Regions from separate parts of the Mus musculus genome. Here region 2 is linked to region 1. The links are chromatin loops, found by intact Hi-C in ENCODE. Cell type or tissue: heart. All regions are shown on one strand.

What was found. Hi-C counts contacts between places; a loop is a spot of excess contacts. Peaks named below come from ENCODE experiments on the same cell type or tissue, not always from the same donor. Only the 100,000 strongest peaks of a DNase experiment are listed, where the experiment ranks them.
Region 2: it touches region 1 in a loop (2.7-fold over the local background); 2 of 42 quality-filtered maps call a loop at or near these places.

What each region holds. Positions count from the first base shown.
Region 1 is chr13:29,187,611-29,195,610 of GRCm38, forward strand. It overlaps a transcript of Cdkal1 not described here. Among named protein-coding and RNA genes, the nearest start is that of A330102I10Rik, 180 kb to the left of the region's middle. In heart, no CTCF peak of the experiment used is centred here; a DNase peak (open chromatin) is centred at 3,181; H3K27ac peaks cover 4,468 bases.
Region 2 is chr13:29,634,410-29,642,409 of GRCm38, forward strand. The region is part of intron 8 of Cdkal1 (CDK5 regulatory subunit associated protein 1-like 1); the gene reads right to left. Among named protein-coding and RNA genes, the nearest start is that of Cdkal1, 220 kb to the right of the region's middle. In heart, no CTCF peak of the experiment used is centred here; a DNase peak (open chromatin) is centred at 3,632; H3K27ac peaks cover 3,851 bases.

The DNA of each region.
Region 1 (8,000 bases):
TTAAAAACCTTTTCTGAGCAGCCGAAGAATCAGAGCAAGCAGGTTATTTAGGGATGTATATTGCAAACTGTCCTAAACTACTGCACACTGACAGCGAGCCTCTGAAGGCAAGGAGCTCTGGTGTGAAGTTATACGCTTAACAACCATCTTCCACACCTTTTCCCTGTGTGTTATTTTATTTTACTTTTAGGGGTGGTGTGTGTGTGTGTGTGTGTGTGTGTGTGTGTGCCCTTGCATGCTTGTGGTCACAGGATCACTTGTCAGAGTCTGCCATGTTGGCCTCTGGGAAAAAATTCAGATCCTTGGGTGCTTCTACTCAATGAGCCATCTTACTGTTCGGCCTTTACTTGTTTCTGTGAATTGTTTATTTCAAAAGGAGGCCTGGGGATGTGGCATGGATATAGATCATAAAGTCCTTCTACTGGGTATGTGTCAAACCACCACTTTCCCTCCCCCAACACAATTAAAAATGGGTTGCAGAATGGAGAACTACACACTATGTGTCTTAGTTAGGGGTTACTACTTCTGTGAAGAAACACCATGACCCAAGCAACTTGGGGTGGAAAGGGTTCATTCAGCTTATGCTTCCACATCACAGATGATCATCAAAGGATGTCAGGATAGGAACTCAACCAGGCAGGAACCTGGACACAGGAGCTGATGCAGAGGCCAAGTATGGGGATTGCATACTGGCCTGCTCAACGAGGCTTGCTCAGCCTGCTTTTTTATAGAACCCAGTACTACCATCCCAAGGATGATACCACCCATAATAGGCAGGACCATCCCTCATGAATTACTAATTAAGAAAAAGCCCTACAGGCTTGCCTAGAGCCTACATCTTACAGAGGCATTTTCTCAATTGAGGTTCCCTCCTCTCTGATGACTCTAGCTTGTGTCAACTTGACATAAAACTAGCCAGTCCAGCAGGCTAACAGGCCTTTCAGGGAGTAGGTGCCCCATTGTAGAGATTGCATATAGTGTTTGCATGCCCCACAGGCTGTCCTGGATCAACACACAAGATCCTTGGGCTAAGCAAAGCTGCGTGCCACCCTTTACCCTCACATCCCTAGAATTGACCAGCAAGCATAGCATCACACATGAGAAGGGAAGCCAAGACGAAGGAAGATGCTGAGTCTAGTGCACAGACTGGTCCAGCCAGCATGCTGATCTTCTATGTTGATCTCCAGATTACCATAGGACGTGCTGTCTGTTGAGGCCATGCCAGTGGGTTCCAGCACACAACCAAGAATTTGAAACCACAAAATACCCTTTGGTCAGAATTAAATTGATAGGGAATAAGCTGCGCAGCCCAGGAATATGAAAGACACTTGATATTTCTGCCAGCTCTCTTCATGATGACATCGCCAGCCTCCAGTGTCCTCTGTTGTTGGGCTGAGCCTTTGAGTATCTGGCTCCTTATCTGTAAAACAGAGAGTGCTAATACCTCCCCCAGGGAGAAGGTGTGATTAATTGAGTGGTTAATGAGAAAGAGCCTCCAGCATGCTGCTGTGTGCATTAACAGGCTACTCAAAGAGTTGATATTATTATTAATTGTGACTGGCCAATATTAGGGTAAAGTTACAGCCAATTTCACATAGCAAGGAGCTCTATAAGACTGTGGAAGTATGCTTTATTTCCTCAGAGTTTTCTCCTTTCTTATCCCCAACTCTATCATTCATTTATAATCCATTTTGGTGGGTCAACATATCAACCCATCCATTCCTGATCTCTTTACTAAACATTAGATTTGAATACAAAGAAATTCTGGGCAAGATATGGAGTCAAGGGGGGGGCACTGTTGAGATGTTGTGTAATTACACACAAATGCACACACACACACACAGAGAGAGAGAGAGACAGAGAGAACACTAAAAATAATAGTTCATTGACCATACAGGAGTGGGAAACTATCTATATTTGACGACCTCCAACTGTCATTTATTTCTGGTAGACAATCATGCCTCCTACTGTTTTAACCCAGTTTTAAAAAATTATTTTACACACTTCAGTGGCAGCTTGCCTGTCACAAGCCACTTTTATTGCCATGATATATTTCATGATAGATTTGTGGCTGCTGGGGACATCTTTAGGGGATAACATGGTTTAATGGTTAAGTCTCAGTGAGTAAATATGTAAGCACCAACATGTCACATGATACTCACACAGTGTCTGTGGACATTCAGTTCATGTGTGGGTACATATGCACACATATATGTATAGAGGTCAGGAGTCAACCTTGGTGTTTTTCCTCAGGTGACATTCTCTTGTTTTTAAAGACAGAATCTCTCACTGGTTTGTAACTTGGCCAGTAGGTTAGGGTGGCTGGCCAGTAAGCTCCAAGGAGCTGCTACTCGCCTCTGCCTCTCCAGTGCTGACACTATTAACACGCATCACCACGCTTGGCTTCTTACATAGGTTCTGGTGTAGGTGCTCACGGTCCCATGGCAAGCACTTGACCTTCTGAGTGTCTTCCTAGACCTGAGCAGAGACTTGTCAGCTCCTAAAGAATTCAGGCCAAATTCCAACATTTTCTTTGTTCCTTCACAGTGTGGAGTTCCCTCAGAAGCCTTGATGATATACTCTGAAAAGTGGGGCACATTATTAGTTACTTTTCTCAAGTTCAGAGGAAAGGCTTTGGAATATCAGGAAAGTTCATGACAGCGGGCTTGCAGGGACACGCAGAAGCATGGGATGGGTCTGATAAGGAGAACACAGACCTATTGCGTGGAGGACAGTATAATACATGTCTGTGAAACTTTGGAAAGTCTTGAGATCCATGCAGAAGACCAGGCCATTGGCCTCTACATTGTTATGGGATGTCTGTGGCCCTGCAGGATTAAATGGGCATAGTGTTAATTAGCTAGTCTGATCCCAAGTCATGATCTTTACTCTCTTGTTTCTATGAGTTTCTAGAATTTTTAGGGCCAAGAGGTAAGTTTTCACTTGCAAGAACAGTTCTTAGGAGAGAAAGGACATTGAAATGTCACTGTGACTGAAGCACGTCAGCCTTTGCTGTTATAAACATAATCACAGCCCTCACACCCAAGCCAAGTGGGGGAGAAGCCTAGAAAAGCATGAGGTGTCTTAAGTGCTCACTTAGAGATGCACTCTACAAATAGCTCGGCAAGCATTCCTCAGTGGAGAGCTATATGGACACCAGATGCTGTTAGCAGCTCGTGACCTGGGAACCAGGAATAGGCACCGTAGCAATACACATTAATCCAGCTACAGCCTTCAGGCCCCCTCGTAGTCTCAGTGAGAGCATTCTTCTCTCCGGGGTGGATGCCTTCTGGTTCTTGCTGTTTGTATTCTTAGGCTGTGAGCATGAAGCAAGCGGGTTGAGTTTATGCTACTAAGCTCTAGAAAATTAGTAAAATGAATGTTGGGATGCAGATTCTCTGGGTATTTTAACTATCATGATCCCTTAGTAGAACACCTAAGGGTGAAATGTTTGGAAATGTCACTGTGATTTTCCATATTTGTTCATCTTTCAACAATTGATCTGGTATATGACTATTTGTTTCTAGTCCCTAGCGTGTTCTCTCTCTCTCTCTCTGTCTCTCTGTCTCTCTCTCTGTCTGTCTCTCTCTATCTCTGTCTCTCTGTCTCTCTGTCTCTCTCTCTCTCTCTCTTTCTCGGGTGGGAGTCAAAGGATAACTCTTGGAGGTCCTGGGAATTGAACTCAGGTCATTAGGCTTGGTGGCAATCACCTCTTCCCGTTGAGCTACCTCACCTGTTTCCTAACGTTTTCAAGAACCTCACACAGACACCACCCTTTCAGCGGTAACTCACAAATGGTGGGTTTACATTAAACTGCCACAAAGCTTCTTCTAAACGCCTGGAGTTGCATGTTCTTTGACTTCTCCTTTTAATTATGGTGGACTGGGAACTTTTCCAGATTTTGTGACATGTACCCAGGCATGTTAATCGTCCAAGTTACCATCGGGAGAAGGTTTGTTGCAAGTTATCATCAGGAGAAGGTTTGTGCAGCACCTTCACCGTTTTGCTGGTGCTCTCCTGGGTGAGCAGGATGGAGTTATCCCCAGCCAAGGATCAGGCCAGGGCTTTATCCATGTGTACCACATGACAGAGTCATCGCTGTCACTCCGCTTCCCATAGATACAACACGTCCTTGACTATATATTATCCTTTATTACAAGTCAGGGGTCAGCACATTTTTGTTTTTCTTTCTGTTTTCCAGTGAACAGCCAAACAGCAAACACTTTGGGGGGTCTCTACAAACCACACAGGAAAAAGCACATTTTGTTCCTTGCCAGTTGCAACTGCCTTTGCCTTTCACTTTCCTGGGAGGAATTGTTCATCTGCTTCAATTGTTCAGCTCTGCCACTGCAGCCCATCCTTAGGCATAGATGATGTGTAAATAAACGAGCATGGCTGTGTTCTAATAAAACTTTATTTATAAAACAAAGCCATGGACCAGCTTTACTGAAAAGGCTGTAGTAAGCTGGCTCTTTGTATCTATGGCATATACATATATAAATTAATATTTTAATAGCCCATTACTTTGCTTATTATTACTAATTATTATAGTGTGTATGATGTGTGATTGGAGAATAGACACACATGTGTGGATGGCAGAGGACAGCTCTAAAGAGTCAGTGTCCTTTAGGTCCCAGGGGTCAAGCTCAAGTCATCAGGATTGTGTGGCAAGAGTTTATGTGCTGTGCCCTCTCACTGGCCCCTGTCATTATCTTAGAGCTGTTGGCATTGGCATTTATTTCTCACTGCATGACAGACAGATCGGACCAGTGTAGTGTAGAGTCATTCTATATGTAGATAATGGAGACTCATTGATATCTTCCTGATAGGATCAATCAGAAAGTGAGTGGAGACACAGACACAGCCTCTTAGATCCAATGTTTGCTGTTGTGTCAGTGTTTTCCAGAACACGTCTCTCTCCGTGTAGCTGGCAAGAAAAAAGACATTCTGGAGTCACATGTGTTTGAGAAACTCCACATGACCCGAGCTTAAGAAGGCCTTCTGTGTTTGTTATGAATCCCCAAGTAGGGATTAAAGTCTGATAAGTTTTCCAAACATTTTGGATGCCAGATCATTTTAAGGTTCTCATCAAAGAAGCTCTTAGAACCCATGCTTCTCACATTGGCTTCTGGAAAAACCTTCACTGAGCAAAACCACAAACTACAGAGAGGTCATTCAGGGAAGAAATACCAACCTGAAGCCCTGGATTAGACAGAGCACAGGTTCTGATCAGGCCTTGACCCAGTGAAGTGACAACTGACAGGACCTGTCACATCCTAGGCCCGAGTTCAGTCAAAGTCTCCGCACATAACTGCCTCTGCTGTTTTTCCTTCTAAGAGGAATTGCTAATCTGATTGGTGACCGTCCAAATGGAAGGTTGGCCTTTTTCTCTAATAACTTCTTCAGTGGAGGACATAGGCTCTGGCTGAGATGCAACACACAGTTTGGTTGAAGTTCATATTTCATGAAGAAACACTTCTTTTTATGATGTCAAGTGCAGGCTGTTTTATTTGAGTCAATCAAAGAACTTCTATCCCTGGAGAAACATTTTGGTAATGTTTTGAAGGCATTATGACTGGGAACCCAGAGATACCTGTGCCATAACTATGAACATTTCACCTCCCTACAGGATTTCGCAGTGAGGATGACCAGGAAATAGTACCATCATGCTCTTACCAATTAAAATCCACATTACTGGTGACACAAGTGTTATCAAACTCGAACAATGGCTTCTTTGACAAAACCAGATAGGAGTCCGCACACAGTTGAGGCCCACAGACTAAGTGAGGCCTTCACTTCACCCTTATCACCAAACCCATGGGTACAGCCCACAAACTCACGTCATGTGAGGATCTAGAGCCTAATACCATGGCTGACCCCCAAGGGATTCTGATTCAACTACTGAAGAAGTGTTGAACTTCTGTAGTTCCGTATCGTAAGTATAAAGACCTTCCTCCAGACCCACCACTGAGACCTGTGTAATGGTTCTGGACCAGGACAGAGGTGTGTTAATGGGGGTCGTGATGGAGAACTGTTTGGGTAGGAAGGAAGATTGCAAGTGAAGAGGAAAGGTGTCCCATCAGGCAGCTGGGGTAAATGGAGAAGTCAGTTGTGTAAGTTTCCATTGTGTTGCTATGACAAAGTGCCTGACAAAAGTGACATGAGTAAGGAAGGTTTACTCTGTCTCAACAGTGTAAGGTCACACTCAGTCACGGAGGAGAAGGCATGGTGGCAGGATCTTGTGGTAGCCGGTGGCACTGTGTCCACAATCAAGAAACAGAGAGAGAGAGATGGATGTTGCTGGTTCTCATTTCTCCCTTTTGTTTGGTCAGAGGCCCCATGGATAGTGCCATTCACACTCAGGGTGGGGCGTCCCTACTGTGTTAAAGTTTCCTGGAAAAAACTCTCACTGACACATCCAGAGGTGTGTTTCCATGGTGATACTAAATCCAGCTGAGTTGACAATGAAGAGTCACTAGCATGTCATAGGGGCCACTCACTTTCACTGGGAACTTGTGTTTCACAGAGGAAAATCGCAACCACACTCAGCTCTACCCCCTTATGATGCTGGAGATGGTGGAAACACGCATGATGACGGAGCTACTGAAACAGCATCCCAGACTGTGTTCTAACGTGTTCCCGCCTTGAACCCCGCTGCAACATTGAAATGTTATCTCGGTTTCATTCCCCTTCTGGCTCCTTTGAGCATCTACAAGCTCAGGGCAGGGATCTGGGTTCCCAACTCACACAATTACATCGAGGGCTTTTTCTGTTTCTCTTTTTCCTTCCTTCCTTCCTTCCTTCCTTCCTTCCTTCCTTCCTTCCTTCCTTCCTTCCTTCCTTCCTTCCTCTCTCTCTCTCTCTCTCTCTCTCTCTCTCTCTCTCTTTCTTTCTTTCCTTTTTTTTAAGCAACTAAGTCAAAAGGCATAGCAGACTTTGAAGGGATGGAATGACCCAAAAACACCCCTCCCTGGAGTTGAACAAGCCTAGTCTAATTAACATTGCTACAGGGAGGCACTTAATTTTCCTAACAAACACATACCTCGCAAGACACTAAGCAGTAAACAAGTTCTAATAAGTGATCAACAGGCAGGGTTTCCAGCAGTTGCTTTTGGACGGTCAGGGTCTTGGGCTGTATTTTTTTCCATTATTAAAGCAGGCGGGGAAGGGGTGTTGGTGCAGGGAGAAGCTGGAAATTACTGCCAGAGCAGATCAGTTCCACTAAAAATGCCCCAAACAGCACTCTCTTCCCCTGCCCTGGAAATTATGTGGCTCGCTCCACCCTTCTAAATTACACTGTCCTGATAGGCTTTATTTTCCAACTAAATATACAGAATGGAGATATTACCTGATAATGTGACCTGAGCTGCTTTTGGCCAGTCTCATGTTTTTTTCCAATAACAGCACAAGAGTCTGGATGATGGGGCCTTTAGAATCAACAGCCAGCATGGCTTTGTCCTGTGTGAAAAGCGCGTTGCCAGCTTCTTGTACCTCAGAACAGAGATGAGCCCCAGGGGCTGTGGCTATAGCCTGGATGTGATTTTGCACAAATCACAGCCAAAGAAGGGGCGTGTACATATATCACATTTGAATTTTGTCCAATGTGTCTCTCTCTCCCTTTGTGCCTTCATAAATAATCCAGAGCCTGCAACAGAGGAAAAGGAGGTGGTGAAATCACTTCCCAAGCTTAAAGTAATCATACCTGGGTGTGGAAACGGCAGCCAATGGCTTTGAACGCTGGTTATGATTTGGGACTGGGTGGACTTGCTGAAAAACCCACCTAGAGAAGAACCCTAACTGGTCCTTCCTGCCGAGATGAAAACATCCAATTCTGAAAGGAAGTCTCAAGAAAGGCAATCATTTGTCCCCAGCTGGTACAATCGTTTAATAAAATGCCTGCTGGGTTTCTAGAAGTAATATTTTGCTCTCTTCAGCAACAGTAAAAATTACCCAGACATGGAGGTGATGGTGGGGGTAACTCTGTATGTAATACCATACAG
Region 2 (8,000 bases), 450 kb after region 1:
CTAAAAAAGAAATATGATATGATCCAGGAACACCATAGAAACAAAAGAACTATACACAAACACTTACATACAGACTTGCTCAAGAATGTTTACAGTAAATATTGCTCTCATAGCAAAAATGCAAAGAAACACAAATATTGATCAGAATTAGAATATACAAAGTAAATCTGGTAGGTACATAGAATTGTATCTGGCCTTGGAAAATGAAATCTGTCACATGCTATCCCTAGGGAGAAGCATAAATGTACAACACTAAGTGTAAAAAGCAAATCACAAAAGGAAAAAGGATGTGACTCCAACTGAAAAGTAAGTAGTGTAGCCAAAATCAGGTGCAGAAAGTGGGTGAGTACCAGGGATGAAGACAAGAGGGATCAGGGATGCTGCTGTTTCATGAACAGAATCTAAGCTTGGGGAAATAGAAAGACTCTGGAGTCAAATGGTGGGGAGGGCCTCTCAATAAACAATAAGACAGGGTAAGTGCTCCCAAACTATACAACCAAGAGAAGTAAAATGCTTCATTTTAAGGTAGGCACACACACACTCACTCACACACACACACACACACACACACACACACACACACAAGTTGAAATAAGGAGAAAAGGTCTCCCTCTCTAATCCAGGATAGCCACTTGCTAATATAGTCCAGGTTAGACTCAAACTCACTATCATCCTTTCACCTTAACTTTCTGAGTACTGGAGTTGTAAATATGAGTCACCATGTGTGGTTTGAAACACATAGACTAATAAAGAGGCTGGAAAGAAAGCTTAGTTGATAAAACACTTGTCTAGTCCCAGGCTAGTTAGAGACATCTCTCAAAAAATCGTATGTGTGGTTGATCTCTGAGAGGGGGGGGGGAGGTGGGGAGGGGAGGGGAGGGGAGGGGAGGGGAGGGGAGGAGGGGAGGAGGGGAGGGGAGGAGGGGAGGAGGGGAGGAGGGGAGAAAAAGACAGACACACAGACACCCGGAGAAACACACAGACATTGGCCTACTTAATAACAGGGGATAATAATAACTGAAAAGGAGAATGAAATTCTATAGAAATCACCTAAAGGCTGTGATCTGTTTCCTACAAGTCATACATGGCAGTTACATTTCAATACAAACAGGAAGAAATGGGACCGAAGGAGCTATGTACAGAATTAGTTCTATGTTGTCCCTATAATGACTGCCAAACAAATCCCATCCCTAAATGAAATGCATTAAACAGCAGACATGGGTCTTTCTTCCCAAAGCTTTTCCCAAACAAACATAAAGCAAGAGCGAGTCCACATGTGCTGTTGGTATTTCATCACTGTTTTGTACAGAACAAGAGTGTTGTTGCCTACACACCATTTCTCAGCATCAACACCCATTTTCTTATGCAATTTCAAGTTTGGTTGGCAGGTCAGAGACATTTTTTCCAACCACAGACAAAACGTCTTTTGATACTCAAAGAAAATGTTCAAGGAAATGTTCCCAATAAAAGACAACAAAAACAATAGCATGTAAGTGCATCAGCAGTCTAAGGAACAGCTGAGGTGACTCCAATTAACCTCCCGGGGGAGGGGGGGATGTGACAGACAAGGCACTACCAACACACCTAGTCTATGTCTGCAGCCAGAGCCTTGGAAATGCTTGCAGAATGCCACAACGCTGGGAAGGAGGCAGGCAGACACACTTGTTTTGTTTTTTGAAACTGGATCTCATAGCTCAGGCTAACTTTTTTTTTAAACAAATATTTTTAAATAAGGAAAAGGAGTCAAGGTTTGAGAGCACAATCCATCATCAAAGAAGTTCTAGATGTGAGGGCAGGAGAATGAAGTGGACGGAAATATCACATGCACAGTCAGGAAGCAGAGAGGGAATTCTGGGGCCCAACCATTCTCTCCTATATATGCAGCCCACAACCCCAGCCCATGGGATAATGCCTCCAAATTCACAGTAGGTCTTTCCCCCTCTCTTGAACTCAAAACTGTCTCTCTGAGATTCTGGATCTCATCTGGTTAACCAAGGACAACTCACCATTACTCTTTCCTCCTCCAAGACTCTAAGCTATCTCCTGTCTCTACCATCACACAGCTGGGATTATAAGCATATGCCGTCACAGAAATCGAGTAGAGCCCAGGACCTCAGGCATGCTAGGCCAGAATTCTACCAGCTAACTGAATACACCTTCAGCCACCAGAACTGTATTATTGAATCTTCCATGTAACCCTGACAAGCTTTTAATGTTTCATATACTAATATATGCCATAAAAGGCCTTGATAATGACTGCTCCATTTTAATTTCTCACTTCTTTGGTGTTACAGAAAGCTGACTTCTACATGGAATATTTAGTGTTTGAAAATTAAAGTCTATCAATTACCTTGAAATCTCATAAAGAGAGATGATTTTTGTTTAAATATATATTTATAAGTTATATACAATTTACATATACATATGTGTATATAGATACATATATGTGTGAGTGTGTTCATATGTAGGGACTGGGGACATAGCTCACAAATCAAGAGCTCTGACTGCTCCTCCACAGGATCTGAACTTGGTTCCCAGCATCAATGTTGAGCAGTTCACAATCACCTGAAATTTCAGATTCAGGGAATCTGATACTCTCTTCTGGACTCCATAAATACTGGTGTAAGTGTACTTCACACACACACACACACACACACACACCACATAAATAAACATACACAAACCTGAAAGTGTGTAAAGCTGTCCAATCACAGATGGAGAATGATACATGAAGCACGGACAGCACTCACTGTTCCAGACTCTAAAGACTCACTACCCAAAACCTTAAAAGCACCCCGCGAAGTGCTGCCACTGGCATTCTCTCCAAAGATGAAACAGACATAGAAACATAAATAATCTGACAAATATCGCAAACATTGCACAGCTGGTTAAGTAGGTGAACCAGACAGTCTGGCTCCACTACACATGGCTGCAACCATTACACACGCTACATGTCATAACCTATTGGAAATAAAGATAAGTTTGATAATGCTTAACAAGCTCTTTAATGGGAACATAATAGAAACTATTTCAGTTGTCTTGCTGATCCCAGTATTATTTTGCTTTTCTTTTTAACTGTAAACCACTATCCTAAAAGTCTATGTGTCTTGGAGGGTTAAACACACAAGTGAAGCCTACATTTCTGGTAATGCTCATTACTGTTAGGAAAATAGTCAACAAAGATTACAAAGGGCTACTTGTTAAAACCTTCTGCAAAAAGGCAAGCATGGAAGAACATGGCAGCCCAGCACTGAGAGGCTGAGGCAGCACTGTAAGGTTAGGGCCAGCTTTAAACGAAACACAAGAAAACTTCATTTTCTTTCTAGTTTGGTGATGAGTATATGAATATACTGACTGGGATTGGTACTTGGCACAATAAGGAAATAAACATATTATCTTTGGAGGACATAAAAGAGCAGGTGACTAATGAGAACTTTCACAAACTGGCACATGATGCAAACTTTCAGCACATCAGCTGCCCGGGGTTGAGGTGTAGGTAGACTACCCAAAATAATTAGAGGTCTGCAGGAAGCACAGAGTTCATGCTAAGTGTGACTCATGCATCTCACAGCAAAACAAAATCCTCCAGACATTTATCTCTTCCAAACAAGACACTGGGCCTGGCAGCGGCCCACAAGCAAGAAAGAGCACGTGAAAGTCAGACACTCATGTGCTGGTTAAAAATAAAACGGTGAGGAGGCTCGTGACGAGCCATGACTCCAAGCTGACCTCTAAGACACACAATGCCATTTATAACATCCACAGAGTTTCAAAACACCTGAAAGCAGCAACATTCACAAGACAACTCAGAAGGAAAACTAAAGACCACTTAGTAAGTCGGAGTCCCATTAAGATCTGCTCCCTCTGAAGAACAAAATCCCAAGATGTCTGTCACACTGGCTTCAGTGATGAAGCCTCTGTCCCTGTGAACATGAGGTCAGTGTAGTCACCCCTCCCTGCCGTTAGCTATGTAGGCTGAGTCCACAGGTGTGAAGAAGAGATCTACCTAGCCCAGCCTCCCTCCTGAAGGAGAGAAGGCTACAGACAGGCTGCCACCGGTACCTCCACACTGATTCTGTTTGAAAGGTTGTGAAATCATGACCCAGAGCAAGAACCCTTTCAGACACAATTCAGGTCCCAGCTGTTAGGAAAGACAAAATGTTCCAAAAGAACTCACCTCCCCACCCCACCCCGCAAAAGTCAATAAACAAAATGGGAAACCAAACCCAAGGAAGCTGCCATGAAAGTAAGAGCACAAGGCTGAGGCCTGGGACGGAGCCTGACCAAGTGTATTTAACAGGGTCTCACTGAGTCACAACTAATAACCAGCTAGTACCTATAGCAACAAACAGGAGCCATTTGTGATCCATTATTGTACTATTATCATCAGCAACATTTGTAGATTCTTTCTAGATTTATATGCATGGATGTTTTGCCTGAATATATGTATATGTTAACTATGTGCATACCAATGGAGGTCAGAAGAGAGTATTGGATCCCCAAGAACTGGAATTAAGATGGCTGTGAACTATATGTGAATATACATGAACTATATATGAAGATGCTGAGAATTGATCCTAGGTCCTCTGTGAAAGCAACAAGTGCTCCCTCCAAACAACTGAGCCATCTCTCCAGCCACAGCAACAGTGTTAAAGTAAATGCAGACTGTCACTGAGTGATACACATCCAGGCCCAGAGCTATCAGAGGAACAAGGACATGTTTCTTATGTTCAGGGCAGTAGGTAGAAAGCCACAAGGATACATGGTGTCATTACTAAGGGCTGGGGGTTGGGGGTGGCAGAGACAAAGAGAGAGACAGAGAGAAATACAGAGAGAGATAAAGAGAGAGACAGAGACAGAGAGAAATACAGAGAGAGACAAAGAGACAGGGACAGAGAGCAGCAAAACCCTATAAAAGCAACTGAACACTCCCTCTCCCTCTGCATGCATCTGCTTAGGCCAGTAACTATCTTTTACCAACCAGTAACCCACTTACACCCCTTAATAAGCGCCCAAGCTTCGGAGGGGCTCAGTTTAAAAACCTGTTATAATCATGTACAAATAAATCCATCCTGCCCACTGAAATCAGTAATTCCATATAGACTTTATTGAACATTTAACCTGTGTGTGAGGAATAAAAAGGTGACTAGACTATAAAGTTTGAAGAGTAAAGATTCCACAAGAAAGGGATAGAAAGACACCGTGGAAAAGAAGACTCAGGAGAAGAGCTACACATAAGAGAAAGGATTAATAATGAAAACCCAACAACAGTCCCAAATACCACCAAGAGCTCAAAATTGAGAAATTGCTCTCTTTAGCCTCATCAGAAGAAAACTGGGGAGCATGCAGGGGTGTGAAGGCAGCAGAAATCTAAGTAAATATTCAGCCAGATTTAGCAGTTAACCACAAGCTGCAGGTAGAAGAGTTAAAATGTCTTACTTTTTTATTACCGCAAATACACCACTTCACTGAGTATTTATTCAACAGGATTTACTGGGCCATGGCATTGCTTCTAGACAATCTATGTGTATCGGCCTCTCAGGAAAGAGTGTAACAGCCCCCCATTTCCTGCCTGCTAGAAAGTCTACCATATGTGAACTGTTCTCTACAGTCTGGGCAGGATCAGAAAACCGCTTCAGACACTACAGTGCTTCAAAGTGGGAAGAGGTCCTTTGCATGATTCCATAACTTCTGCCCACCAAGGAAGCACTCCATTAATGGCTTTGAAGGAGCAAGCAGTCACAGGGTAGGCACCGCACTGCACAGAACTCCGGGTAACCTCCAGTGGAGCTCCAATAAGAGACTAGGGACCTTGACACAGCAGCCTATAAAGAACTGCATGTTCCAAAACACACAAAACTTGGGAAAGTCTCCTCCTGGTTACAAGAGACTTAAATGCATGGCAGCTACTGCAAACATCTTACTGCAGGCTGGCTGAAGAGTACAACACCCAGATACCTGACTCATAGACACAGCCACATTTGAGTAACATTGTTACACATCAATAAATGACTAATGCCAAGACTCTCCTCAAGGAGGCTTTTTTTTTTTTTTTTGCAGGAGATGGTGATTGACACACATCTTGACAACGTATACACAGAGAAGAGATCTTGGAGCACTCAGCTATAGATGGGATGTCCCTATCAAACCCCTCCCCTCAGAGCTCACAGACATGGGCTGAAGAGGAGGGAGAAAATTTGCAAGAGCCAGAAATGGTAAAGAATTCTAAAGAAACAGAGAACCAGGACTGATGTACATATAAACTCCCAGAGATTGATAGGAGGCACATGACTTATACAGGTTCAAAGCAACAAAATCTCAGCACTGACAAAGGTACCTGGGCATAAAGTCTTGGTTCTGACCAGGAAAATCAGTTTACTCCAATGGGCGCTACTGTGAATGGTAACCTCACTCGAGGGCAGGCCTCATGCTCAGCTGTAGCTGACCAACATAAATACACTCCATGTGATTGTATGCAGGGGTTGTTGTTTGGGGGTCTTCTTTTTGGTTTAGTTTGGTTTTGTTTTCTTGTAATGCTTTGTCTGTTTATTGAGAAGGAGGGAAAGAACAGGACGTTAGATAGAAATGTTGGGAAAAAAGAAGGACCTGGGAGGACTTCGGGGAGCCAAAAGATATAATCAAAATATATTAAATAATAAATTTAAAAAAATAAATGTAACAAAAGTAAGAAATGGAAAAACTGTGGAACCTTTAGAATTGTTAAACCAATTCACTGCTAAGCACACGAGATTGTCAGGAAAGTGTGGAAGTTCCTTCTGACAAAGGCTCAGGAAGCTTTCCAGACTCTAAGCCTCACGAGTTCTAGACAAAGCACAGTGTGCTTGCAGAGGGACAGAAGGACAGTAAGCAGCGAGGAGGAACAGGCCCTGGGAGGTCAGCCCACTTTACCTGAGCTCCGACTCACAGATAGGCTCAATGTTTACAGTCACCACTTCACTTCCCATAAAACATTGCATCATTTGTAAATGGGGTCAGAAGAGAGGACTCTGACAAGTGCACAGGTGACTTACCCAGGAGCATGGGACAGGGGCTGCAGGATAATCAAAGCAGGTCAGATCCAGCACAGTTAGAGGCAGGGCAGCATCCCAGAAGGAGGCAGCACTGTCACAGGCCTCAAGTAAGAATGTCGGTTTTCACAAGTGCGCACAGAGATGGAGAGGATGTGGAAAGACATCCTCCTGGACAACAGCTAACCATCAGTGTATAGTCTCAGGGGGAGGAACAAAAGAGAGAAACACAAAGAGAAGGGGCAGATGTAGGTGTGGTAGCGGAGTTATTCAGTCAGGCTACAGGGAAGACTAAATGGTTGGCCGGCTGAGAAGTGTGTGCTTAAACTACCAGGCGACTATAAAGAGTTTAAACCTTCTGGGTCAGAGAACAAGGTACTGTTTGCCATGTGGCCTGGTGTTGCTGATTCTGGAGCAGCTATGTGGGAAACATCCTCAGGGCTAGACTTACAGTGTAGCCTGTTATGATTACCAAGAGTGGGCCGGGATGGGAGCCTAAGATGCTCAGTGACATTTCAACGTGCTTATGTGTACAACTTCCCTTCCAAATCTGCTTCTTGAAGAAAAGAAATAACTCAGTGGAAATAAGCCTGTATAAATTCATGAACAGATATATTCCTATTGTTCAAATTTTTGCTACCCTAACTTCATTGGAACAACTTGTCACAGACTAGATCTACACTATAAAATGTAATACAGTATAATTTTAGAGCACTGCTCTGAATGGGATCTAATATACATTACTGTAAAGTATTAGAATATCAGATTTTAAGGGCAAGAGACTTTGTGCAAGTACTGAATTCTATTGAAAAGCAGATGTAGCCGATGACAATTCAAAACTGTGTGAGCACAGCCAAGAGGCATGTAAAACCTATGGCAAAAGAAGCCAGACTGGATCTGCCCATGGGCTACAATTTGCTGACCTCTAATCTGTATTTGGCTCTACTAATTCCCTTTCCCATAAAAGAGTAA